Regions from separate parts of the Homo sapiens genome. Here regions 1, 2 and 4 are each linked to region 3. The links are chromatin contacts, found by Hi-C or POLR2A ChIA-PET in ENCODE. All regions are on one chromosome and are shown on one strand. The core of a region is the stretch at or near the end of the contact, and the rest is flanking DNA. Distances in the headings are between cores, read along the strand shown. Region 1 holds the start of SLC75A1 (solute carrier family 75 member 1). Region 2 overlaps GRK4 (G protein-coupled receptor kinase 4). Region 3 holds the start of FAM193A (family with sequence similarity 193 member A). Region 4 holds the start of NICOL1 (NELL2 interacting cell ontogeny regulator 1).

Region 1 (2,700 bases), core at 79-2,578, 400 kb before region 3:
AGTGCTGATCTTAGGCTTTACGATGGTGATGTTATCGCCAGGAGCAGTTTGGGGAGGGTCAGAATCCTGTAGCCTCCCGCTGCGTGACTCTTCAACCGTAGTTTCTAATCTTGTGGCTAATCTGTTGGTCCCACAAAAGCAGGCTAATCCCCAGGAAAGGTTTCCTTTGGGAAAGGGCTGTTATCATCTTTGTTTTAAACTAAGTTCCTCCCACAGTTCAACCTGCGTGCAGCAGTAAACAAGGAGGGCATGGAGGTTAGAAGCAAAATGGAGCTGGTTATCTCACTGTCGGCAAATTTTGCAATGGCAGTTTCATAGAGATGCCTGTCCTCTGGGAAAAAAGCTAATAACAGGTTGTCTTTTTGGCTGCAGGTGGAAAACTGCATCTATTAGGAAGAGGTGGGGCTTTGTTCTTACCCACAATTGGAAGTTCTCTATGGAGTAAAGGCGGTATGTGTGCCACCTGATTCCTTTCCCCATGTGTATCTGGTTAGGGTCGGCCACGTGAGATCCGCAAGCATTTTAGAAGGTGGGAGGGGAGGTGGGAGCTGGCTACAGGCCAGGCGTTGGCGTGGTTCCGTGAGTGTGCTCCAGCCAGGCCCAAAGCTTCTCCTGCCCAGAGGGACCGTTTCCTCCAGCGTGGGTCGGGTGCTTCTGCGCCCGGAAAGAGCGCCAGCTCCTCCTTCGGGTGACCCAGGGAGCGGGGCTGCAGGCAAAGGCGCAGGCGGCCAAAAAGGTGCCAACCGGGTCCTGTGGCTTTCAGTTGTCTCTGCCCACCCAATTCACACCATCTTTCCCCCTCAGCCGCCTGTCCTGGGACTTCAGGCTCAGCACCAAACGCAGCAAAAGTAGGTGCACAGAGAGCGGGGTCAGCTCACGCAGCCCGAGCAGAATGGCTGTGCTGCCGCCCCAGGCCCGCGGCCACCGCTGTGTGTGTGGCAGGAGTCAGCCCCCCAGCGTGGGGCCCCGAAGCCCGCGGTCCTTCCACGGGGAGGGCCAGGCCCGCAGGGCGCAGACGATGGGGGACAGGCTGCGCCAGCGCTCGCCTGAGGCCCCGCACACAAACCTCAGGCCCATGGGTCCGCTCCGCGGGGCAGGCGTCGTGGGCCCAAGGAGGCCAGGCCAGGAGTCTCGGCCTCGGGGTTACGCGGCGGCGGGCAGCTCTTCCGCTCCGCTCAGGGTGCTGCTAACCCACAGCCAAGCAGCGACCCGCAGGACCGGCGAGAACCCCGCCACTGACTCCGGCCGGAAGAGAACGTGCAGAGATGTACGTCACTTCCGGGGCGTGGCGTGGCCGGGCGTGGCCGTCCCGCCCCTGGCGGCGTGCCTGGTGCCCTGTTCCGCGTCTGTGCGACCGTCCGTCCCGAGCGCGCAGCCGCGGCAGGTGCGGGGCGGGACCGGGGGCGCCCGGGGTGGGGGGCGTAGGGGGCGCTCGGGTTGGGGGTGGGACAGGGGACGCGCGGGGTGGGGGAGGAGACGGGACCCGGGGTACGCGGGGGTGGGGCGGGTGAGAGGTGCGCAGGGTAGGGGAGTAGGGGGCGCGCGGGGTGTGGGGCTGGACCAGGGGCGCGCGGGGTGGGGGCGGTGGGAGGCGCGCGGCGTGGGGGTTAGAGGGCGCGCAGGGTGGGGGACGGGACCGGGGACGCGCAGGGTGGGGGGCGGGACCGGGGGCGCGCGGGGTGGGGGCGGGACCGGGACGCACGCGGGATGGCGGAGTGGGAGGCGCGCGGGGTTGGGGGTGCTCCTGCGTCCGGTGTGCACCCCATGGCCCCCGCCAGGGAGACCGAGTCCGGGCCAGGGGCCGGAATCGCGGGGCGCGGGCCGGGGCTGGGGTTGGGGTTGGGATCGGGATCGGGATCGGGATCGGGATCCGGGTTCCCCGCGGCTTCAAGTTTTCTCTCGCTGTTACGAGGGCGTGGGAGGCGCGGCCGTGGGGTGGGGTGGGGCCAGGTCCGCGATGTGCTCACCCTGGTCTCTCAGGACCGTTGCCTTTGCGGCTATTTTTTGTGCAATCCCCGAAGCCTGCGTTTCCTGCTGCCTGGGTTCGGGGCGGGGGCATCGCGCAGGCCAGAACGGCCCCTGCGTCCGTAGGCCAGAGCCCCTGCCATCAGCCCCTTTAGGGTGCTCGCCGGCTGTCGGGTGTGGGGGTATGCCAGGCCCCGGAGGACTCGGCTTCCCCGCTAACCCGACCCGCCGCACCCCACCCAGGCCAGGTCAGAGCAGCCCACCATGGGATGGGGAGGGGGTGGAGGCTGCACCCCGCGCCCACCCATCCACCAGCAGCCGCCGGAGCGCCGCGTGGTCACCGTTGTCTTTCTCGGCCTCCTGCTGGACCTCCTGGCCTTCACGCTGCTGCTGCCCCTGCTGCCCGGGCTGTTGGAGAGCCACGGCCGTGCCCACGTGAGTCCTTGCCCTGCGGCCCACAGTGCCCCCTGCCCCCCAGGCCCATCAGACCTCCCCAGCCCTTATCGTGATTCCTCATCCCCTAGGACCCCCTCTATGGCTCCTGGCAGGGCGGGGTGGACTGGTTTGCCACCGCCATCGGGATGCCAGTGGAGAAGAGGTACAACAGTGTCCTGTTCGGAGGTATGGCTGGCTCTGTGCCCTTGGCGGGCTCTCTACGGTCCTATGTTTGGTGGACGTGGTCCAGCCCAGGCCCCTCCCCAATTCTCGGTCCTTGCCTTCCCACTCCCTGGGCTG
Region 2 (2,700 bases), core at 30-2,529, 500 kb before region 3:
GGCTAATTTTTATATTTTTAGTAGAGATGGGGTTTCACCATGTTGGCTAAGCTGGTCTTGAACTCCTGACCTCAGGTGATCCACCCTCCTCAGCCTCCCAAAGTGCTGGGATTACAGGCGTGAGCCACCACGCCTAGCCTATTTTTCATACTGAAAGAAAGATGGATTAGAATGTTAGTGGCCAAGCTCTGAATCAACCCCCTGGGAACACACAGGGTGCAAAGTAGGATGGCCCACGAATCCAAGGAGAGACACTTTGCATGGAAAAAAGGCTTGTCTACATTTAATGCTATTACAGAAAGTCTTTCCAAAGGATTCCATTTTTCTTTCTTTCTTTTTGAGATGGAGTCTTGCGCTGTTGCCCAGGCTGGAGTACAGTGGCACGATCTCGGCTCACTGCACCCTCCACCTCCTGGGTTCACGCGATTCTCCTGCCTCAGCCTCCCAAGTAGCTGGGACTACAGGCATGTGCCACCACACCCGGCTAAGTTTTGTATTTTTAGTAGAATTGGGGTTTTGCCATGTTGGCCAGGCTGGTCTCAAACTCCTGACCTCAGGTGATCCACCTGCCTCGGCCTCCCAAAGTGCTGGGATTACAGGCGTGAGCCACCGCACCCAGCCAGGATTCCCTTTTCAAAAAGGAATCCACTTTCCCCGTGCAGCGGGCGAAGGAGGTGAGTCTAAGAGCCAGAGCAGGGAGAGATGCACTGTGAGTGCCATCTGACGAAGGTTCCACAGGATGCCGATTTCTGAGCCCAGTGTAAACTATTTTGTCAGCGACACGGGAACCTGTTTGTAAATGCTGGAAGGTAGTCCTGTTTTGGATCAGAACAGTCTTCATCCCAGCAACAAACCTCACTGCGAGGGTGTTCTCATTGTTCTGGCTGGCCTCCACCTAGCACCATGTGGCTCTCAGACTGTATAAAACTGCCTGTAGGAGCCATCGCAAACAGAAAAAGTACCAGGTTTTCACCTTGGCAGTCAGTATGTTTTTTTTTTTTTCACATACACACACATATATTAGTTTTTAAGTCTTTTTACCCCTCTTCTGAAGAGTCTATAGAAGAAGCCTCTGTTTGGTCTGGAAACCGGGGTATGTATGTTCTTGTCTAGATCTAATGGCAAAGCTTCCTCACTTTCACTTTTGTTGATGTCTTTGAAACACCCAGATTCGATCATCTGCATGCACAGAATAACAGGACAGAGAAGCCGCAGAGAAACTGCCAGGTCAGTGGGTGTCTCCCAGTGCCAGCAGCTCCTGCCCAGCCCCGTGCGGGGCACCTCAGAGCTCCTGCACCCACTGTGGGGCCCCTTTTCTGGGTTCCTCCTTCCCTGCTTCCTGACCTCTTCTTGGAATAAGTAATGTGGTCTCCTCTCCCCTTGTCTCTGAGTGTACTCCCAAAGCAGGGAACTACCATGGGAACCCTGGCTGCCAGCCAGCCCTGCTTAGGGAGTGGGGCTCGGGGTGGCAGGCAAGCTCCCATCAGACCCAAAATAGCTACCTCCTGTCCACTTCCTGTCATTGGGACCAGGGACAGCCGCTGTGCTTCTGGACAGCTGCTGATATGGTCCTTGGCTTGCCCATGGTCTAGTCCTGTGGTCAAAAGTCTTATACAATCTTTTTTTTTTTTTTTTTGGGTGAGACGAAGTCTCGTTCTGTCGCCCAAGGTGGAGTACAGTGGCGCAATCTCAGCTCACTGCAACTTCTGCCTCCCAGGTTCAAGCGATTCTCCTGCCTCAGCATCCCTACTAGCTGGGACTACAGGTGCCTGCCACCATGCCTGGCTAATTTTTGTACTTTTAGTAGAGACAGGGTTTCACTATGTTGGCCAGGCTGGTCTCGAACTCCTGACCTCATGATCTGCCTGCCTCAGCCTCCCAAAGTGCTGGGATTACAGGCGTGAGCCACTGCGCCCAGCCGTCTTATATAATTTTATCTCCCAAATACACACAGACACACACACACACACGGACACACACACACCCTTTTCCCTGGGTCACTGTTGGAACTAACGTAAAGCGGCTGTGCTGGAAGGGCAGTACCTCATTCTGCCAGGGGATGGAGACACACCCGGTAGCAAACCGAGCATAGAAGTCTTCATCTGCGGTGTCCAGGTAGATCCCTTTCACCACCGAGAACTGCTCGATATCCAGGACGTCCTTACAGTAAACGGCATGAGGCTGTGTAGCAAGAACAGGGGCAGCCTCTGAGATGACTACAGCAATTCTCAGCTCCCTCAGTTCCCAAGAATGAAACGCCCAGCAAACTGACGCATAAACACCGCCACTCTCCCTGTCTCCATTCTTTTGCCAGGCCCCTCTCACTTGAGGCATTTTCTAAATCACAGAATGTGTCCTCTGAAGAGGTGGTTCGCCAGCTTTTAGTGTCACCAATTTTGTGGTACTGTCTGTGCCAGGTCCCTTGCATGCCCTGGCTCTCTCCCTCTTTCTCACACACACACACACACACATACACACACACATACACACACACACACACACACACACACCCCTCCTGAGGCCATGCCCTTCTCCTTTCCGTAGTGCAAAATGGATTGCAAACAGAGGTCAGGGATGCAGGGCAGGGTGGACTGCACGTATTGGAAGATGCAGCACAGAACCGGAGAAGTGTGAACAGGGACAGAGGCCACCAGCGGTGGGATCCCTTAGTGACAATTCTCGCCCCTGCCTCCAATTCTT
Region 3 (2,700 bases), core at 51-2,550:
TCCATAATTGGTAGGTGCAATGTGTGCTAGCTGTCTTCATAAACAAAACTGAAAAAAATCACCTTTCAAATTCCTTAAGTTCGAACCCTAAATACATACCTGAGTAACCAAACCACTAAATACCCCTGAAAACTTAACAAAGCGGGGGAGGAGGGGCCAGGGCTGCCAGCTCCAGGTGGCTGTCAGGTAGATTTCAAATAACCACATAGGAGGACCAAAGGAAAACTTCCGGGAGGCCCTTCTCAATCATCACGCGCACGGAATAACGAAGGTGGCCAGAGAAACATTTCAAAGCCCTGGGAGCGAAAGGGCAGCTTTGCTCACTCCCGGAATCGCAGTCGCTCTGGAACCGCCGCAGCGGGCGAGGCGCCACGACAGAAGCCCGGGCCTCGCGGGTATCACCCGCCGGGTCCAGCGGAAGGCGAAGCGCCGTGCGCGGAGCTGCACCCCGGAGACGTCCCCGCCCGTTGAGGGGCTGCTCCAGCCTGCGGACCAGCCCGTCGCCGTGAGCGGCGGCCCCGGTGTAGCCCTCCCGCCGCCTCTGCTCAGGTTCTCCTCTCAAGAGGCTGACAGAGGCCGCGTCACGCCGAGCACGGCCCACCTGCCGCCCTGCCCCGGGACCTCGGCAAGCGCAGCGCCGCAGGACCCGTTATCCGCCCGCCCGCAGCATCCCGCTCCCAGGCCCGGGGCCGACAGCGGGAGGCCGAGCTCCGCCAAGGCGCGAGGGAACGGCAACCGCGTACCGCCATCGACCCCTGCCCGCTGCCGCCGCTTACCTCGAAGTAGCCTCCGGGGGCGGCGCCGCCCGCGCTCGCGCCCGCGCCGAGAGGCCCGTTGGCCGCCGCCGCGCCGCCCACCAGGCCTGCCGCGCTGCCCGGGGCCGCCAGGCCCGCGGCCTGGGAACCGCGCAGCGCCGCCGCCGGGCCGGCCTTGCCGCTGCTCGCGCCGCCGTTACCCCCGCCCGAGCCGCCGCCGCCGCCCCGCTTGTTCTTCCGGCGCTTGGCCCCGCGCTTGGCGTCGGCTGGGCTCATGGCGGGCGGGGAGAGGGGCGCAGAGCGGGCGCGGGGGCCGCGGGCGGCGGCGGAGGGCGGGGAAGGCGGGGAGGCTGAGGCGGCCGCGGCGGCGGGCGCTCCGGCCAGCCGGGGGGCGCTGCGCGGGGTCGCGTCCGGGTCGGGGAGGGCTGGGGCGGGCGGGAGCTGCGGGGCAGGCCGCTGGGCGGGAGGAACCGCGAGTCCACAGTCCCGGCGCCGCGGCTGACCAGAGTTAGAGTCCAATATGGCGGACACAAGGGGAAAGGGATCCCAGTTTACGTCGGGGGAGGGGGAAGGAGCAGCGGGGAGGGGGAGGGGTGTGGGCCCCCACCCCCCACCCCCACCCCGCCTTACTCCGCCCCCCGGCTCTGCTTTTCCCTTTGCTTGCCCACCCCCTCCTGCCGTTAACGTGCCTCGGCGCGCAGGACACGCCGGGAACTGAAGTCCGTGCTGCCCGTGCAGCAGCTGGGGGTACCCGGGGGTGGACCACGATTCCCGTCAGGCCTTGCGAGGCCGAGGGCCCGGGCGCTGGGAGGAGCTGGGGCCAGGGAGCTGGATGCGGCGGTGATGTCACCGCCTCGCTCGTCGCCGCAGGTCCCGCCCGCGCCGCGCGGCCTTCTGGGCGTTGTGGTCGGGCGTAGGGCTAGGCCGGCAGGAGGCCGCGCCGCCGCCCGCGAGGCAAACTACACGGCTGGCGGCAGGGAGTTCCGCCTCTCTGACCGGTGTCCGCTGCCCGCCCGCCCCGCCCGCCTCGCCCGCGCCCCTGTCCGCCGCCCAGGTGCCGCAGACCGGCGCGGCTCCCGGGATGCACCAGGGGCGGCGCGGCGCGGCCCTGGCCTCGCCAGGAACGCCCGGTGACCTTGGGCTAGTCTAGTTCTGGTCCAGATGACTCAGTGAGGACCACAGAATCCCTGCCTCGTGGGCTGGGCGGGGGTTCGGGCAGCGCTGGAAAGCCGGGCGCGGTGCGGTGGGGTCCGCCTGGGTGCGGAGGCAGCGGCGGAGCCGGCGAATCTTGGACCGGGCCTGGGGCTGGGACACGCCGGTCGGTTCCCCGAGAACCCCTCGCCTAAAGGGTGCTCTTCCCGAGCCCGCCCTCTCCCTGCTATCCCGTTAAGCCCTCTCCAGTGGTCCCGGTGCCTTGCTAATCCACGGGGCCCTAGGACGATCCGGCCGTGTCCCACACCCTCGCACTCACGCACCTCGGGGACGACTAGCCGGGTCAGACCCTCGCAGACGTCCAGATCAGAAATAAGGGCTTGCGTCTGGACCCTCCTCCCTCCGCGGCCTTGCAGACATCTGCGAGCCCCAGGCAGAGCTCTGCCCTGAGACCCGGGCCACGGGGGGACCCTGCCGGCGGCTCCGCCCCCTGGAGGGCCCCGCTTACCACAGACACAGAGGCACAAAGGACATGATTTCCCCTTTTTGGTTCCACCGGTGGTGTCAGGCCGAGAGGCGGCGGGCTTGGCATTGGGATGTACGGCCTGCCAGGCTCCCCTTGCAGCGTTAACCGAGCTCTACTGTTCGTCCTGGGTCCCCGCAACCCGCCCCAGCTGCAGCCACAGCCTCCTGATCCTCTGACCCATTCTTCATGACACAAGCAGAAATCTCATGTGATCAGAAGAAAGCTACCCTTAAAGCCATTCAGATACCATCCTAGACGAAAAAAGGC
Region 4 (2,700 bases), core at 120-2,619, 490 kb after region 3:
GCCCCGGCACAAACAAAAACTCCTTGGCTGCACCCCATGGCGTGGGGGCTCCCTGTTCATCCAGGCTTGGAGGGGCCTTAACCAACCTGTGCATCCACCCAGGATCCAGACCACCCTGCCCAGCCTGACCCCCCATTCCTGACACTTTCGCCACATCCTCCGGCCTCAGTTTCTCCTCTGCCCTGGGGCCTTGCCGCCCACCTAGGGGATCCTGGATTGGGCTGACAGTCCTTCCCCAGGGTCCAGATCTGTCACAGCCCTCAGGAGTGGCGGTCATAGGACAAAGTGCCCAGTGAGAGCCTTCTGGGGGAGGGGCTAGAAATAGAGTATGCTGGAGAGAGGGGCGTCTCATAGGTGAGACAGGTGCCCAGAATGCCCCTTGGATGACTGGAGCCAGAGGAAGGGGGCAAGGTGCGGCATCTTAAATCGGGGTGAAGGATGAGGGACACTCCACTCCCGCAGGGGGCCTCTTCCTCATCCTCCCTGCCCTCCCCACCCCCTGGGAAGCCCGGGAGGACCGTCGCGCCGCGGGCGCTCACCCGCGCGTCCAGGCTGCAGGCTGTCTTCCGCAGGTCCTGCAGGGCGCGCTGCATGAACTCGAAGGCGTGGCAGTCCACGCATGGGCGGCCTGCGGGGGGCGCGGGTCAGGGTGGAGGGGGCGCAGGGGGGGTCACCCGCAAGGCCCCCACGCACTCTGGGCCCGTCCACCCAGTGCCAAAGAGCGCACGTCCCCACTCCCCAAGCCACCATCTCCCGCGAAGGGGAGGACCCGCTCCCGGGAACAAAGGCGAGGCGCGGTCCTCCCCGCAGAGCCCCGGCCCCGCACGCCCCTGTCGCCAGCCCCGCCCCGCTCCCCGGAACCCGGCCCCCGGCACCTACTCTGCGCGGGGACGGCACTCCCGGCGGGCTCGGCGCGGGCCCGGGCGCCCAGCAGCGCCAGACTCAGCAGCAGCAGCAGCAGCGGCGGCGGCGGCGGTGACATCGGGGACCGGCACGCGGGCGGGGGGGCCATGGCCAGCAGAGGGAGCGGGGCCGCCCTGAAGCCAGCGAGGGGTCAGCGGCGCCCGCCCCGCCCGCCCCGGGCCGGTGAGCCCCCGTCCCCTCCCGCGGGCCCCACGACCCTTGTCCAAGCCCCAGGCCTGGGAGCCCTGGACCCACCCACCCCGGGCCCGGGAGCCCCCTCCCCACCTCCGGTTCCCCGACTCCAGTCCGCCGGTCTCCGGGCCCAGCGAGCCTCTAGTCCGCGCCCCGTATCTAGAAAACGCCCATTCGGACGCCCGCACCACCGCCCTTACCGCGGTTCAGGGACCCCGGGACCAGCAGCGCGGGGACACCGGCAGACGTTCCGCGTCCGGCGCGCAACGCGCATGCGCTCCGACCCGACCCCGCCCGGGTTCCCCATCCGACGTCGTCGTCATGGAAACCCGAGACTGCGCTGGCCGCGGGTTTAGAGGAACCTAGGACGCTCCAGGAATCGGGTGTGCCTGGCCCTGGCCGGGGGCTGCCCCCGGGAGCAGCGTCCAGGCCCATGGCGGATGCAGTCTAGAGGACTGCCTGGAGGAGGCGGCGCCGGGGCGAGACCTCCAGAGCGCAAGGCCGGCGGGAGAAAAGCTGAGGAAGTGGGAAATCTGTGGCTGGAGCTCAGCAGGTCAGGAGCGATCCTGAGGGAGCTGCTCGATGCTCGCGAGGCGCGGGGAGCTGCGCATGCAAACGCTTGGCCTCCGACCGCGGGCGAGTGGGGTCCAGTGTGGGGTCGCACCGCCCGGAGAGAGCTGGTCTGGGGGATCGGCTCGGGGGATCCGCCCTCGCCCGGCTTTTCCCTGGCCCAGCCTCTCCCCGATCCTCGGGCGTCAGGGTGGGCACCAGCCTGCTCGGTCCCTCCCGGCTACCCACCCCCAACCCAGGGTCCTCCTCTCCGCCTCTCGGTGTCCTCGGAGACCGGAGAACCGCTTGCGCGGAGCCCCGACCACAGGTCCTCGGCCTCTCTGTGCCGATTTCAGTCCCGTGAACTCAGGGCTGTTGGCCTTAAAGAGCGCCGTGCAGCCAGTGGCCCCCGGGGGCGCCCGGCAAGTGCGAATCTGGGCCCCGGACGCCCTGGGAGGGATGGTCCCAGCCGTCGGAGCCAGGCCCCCACGCCGACACCGACACAGGCGGTGGCCTCCTCAGAAGGCGCCCCAGGCGCACGTGGGTGCTGGCGCCCCCGCTCCCCCCCCACCCCACCCAGCAGCCCGCGCTGTGGCCGGGAGCTCAGGGACTAACCACACCTCCCGCCAGACCCTCTTCTTGGTGGGCGGAGCCGCACCCCTACCTGGAGGCCGCCCCGCTCGCCGTGCAGGACCCGGAGCCTCGGGCGCCCCCCTCCCCAGCCTAGCCGACCTCTACCCCCAACCCCCGGGGTTCTGGCCGGTGGTCTTCCCGGCACAAGCTGGGACTGCGGACGCACCTGCTTCTCGCGTGGTCAGAGCCGCCCCTGCCCCGGCCGGACGCGGGTGTCCTGACCCTAAGAGTGGGTGGGAGGGTGGGTTGGGGAAGCGTGCCCGTGACTGCCGCTGCCTCCTCCGGGTTGGGCCGACGCCGGGCTTCGGGGACCCGGTCGCACCTCGGGGGTGTGCTGCATCCTCAGCGCGCTGAAACGCACGCGGGGCCCGAGGGGCCGGGTGGGGGCTGCGGGCCGCTGTCCCAGGCGCCTGGGGAGGCAGC

What was found. A loop is a pair of places that touch in the nucleus more often than their neighbours do. ChIA-PET counts read pairs that join two places held with the same protein, here RNA polymerase II (POLR2A). Pooled maps may share reads with other maps.
Region 1: a loop to region 3 is called in a map of PC-9, with 16 times the contacts of the local background. The contact joins the promoter of SLC75A1 here to the promoter of FAM193A in region 3. A Hi-C loop is called at or near these places in 4 of 168 maps with a recorded cell type or tissue (CD4-positive, alpha-beta T cell, CD4-positive, alpha-beta memory T cell, PC-9 and 1 more), 11 of 37 single-sample maps with no recorded cell type and 19 of 50 pooled maps. POLR2A ChIA-PET finds 5 or more read pairs at or near these places in 1 of 52 experiments (MCF 10A).
Region 2: a loop to region 3 is called in a pooled map, with 12 times the contacts of the local background. The contact joins the enhancer-like site here to the promoter of FAM193A in region 3. A Hi-C loop is called at or near these places in 5 of 37 single-sample maps with no recorded cell type and 10 of 50 pooled maps.
Region 4: a loop to region 3 is called in a map with no recorded cell type, with 17 times the contacts of the local background. The contact joins the promoter of NICOL1 here to the promoter of FAM193A in region 3. A Hi-C loop is called at or near these places in 1 of 37 single-sample maps with no recorded cell type and 7 of 50 pooled maps. POLR2A ChIA-PET finds 5 or more read pairs at or near these places in 1 of 52 experiments (activated T-cell).

The regions. Positions count from the first base shown.
Region 1 is chr4:2,933,453-2,936,152 of GRCh38, reverse strand. It overlaps SLC75A1 (solute carrier family 75 member 1), which reads left to right and starts at 1,328. Exons shown (of 13, transcript NM_001146069.2): 1 at 1,328-1,384; 2 at 2,209-2,400; 3 at 2,490-2,586. The coding sequence starts at 2,230. It overlaps NOP14-AS1 (NOP14 antisense RNA 1), which reads right to left and starts at 607. Exons shown (of 4, transcript NR_015453.2): 1 at 1-607. RefSeq lists enhancers at 1-490, 1,748-2,615 and silencers at 879-988, 1,149-1,458, 1,688-1,907.
Region 2 is chr4:3,036,855-3,039,554 of GRCh38, reverse strand. It overlaps GRK4 (G protein-coupled receptor kinase 4), which reads right to left. Exons shown (of 16, transcript NM_182982.3): 14 at 2,044-2,181; 15 at 1,042-1,179. Among named protein-coding and RNA genes, the nearest start is that of HTT, 36 kb to the left of the region's middle. RefSeq lists enhancers at 1,108-1,157, 1,168-1,257, 1,838-1,887. Within about 2 kb of position 1,279, at least 4 of the 41 ENCODE cell types and tissues checked have a DNase peak (open chromatin) inside an H3K27ac peak, as active enhancers do.
Region 3 is chr4:2,535,247-2,537,946 of GRCh38, reverse strand. FAM193A (family with sequence similarity 193 member A) reads right to left here and starts at 1,300. Exons shown (of 21, transcript NM_001366318.2): 1 at 777-1,300. The coding sequence starts at 1,031. RefSeq lists silencers at 297-346, 91-385, 387-546, 597-886, 967-1,066 and 3 more.
Region 4 is chr4:2,040,664-2,043,363 of GRCh38, reverse strand. NICOL1 (NELL2 interacting cell ontogeny regulator 1) reads right to left here and starts at 1,369. Exons shown (of 4, transcript NM_001168243.4): 1 at 1,296-1,369; 2 at 880-1,037; 3 at 540-628. The coding sequence starts at 1,012. LOC124900839 reads left to right here and starts at 1,450. Exons shown (of 4, transcript XM_047416543.1): 1 at 1,450-1,648. RefSeq lists silencers at 781-990, 1,131-1,190, 1,231-1,330 and an enhancer at 1,729-2,230.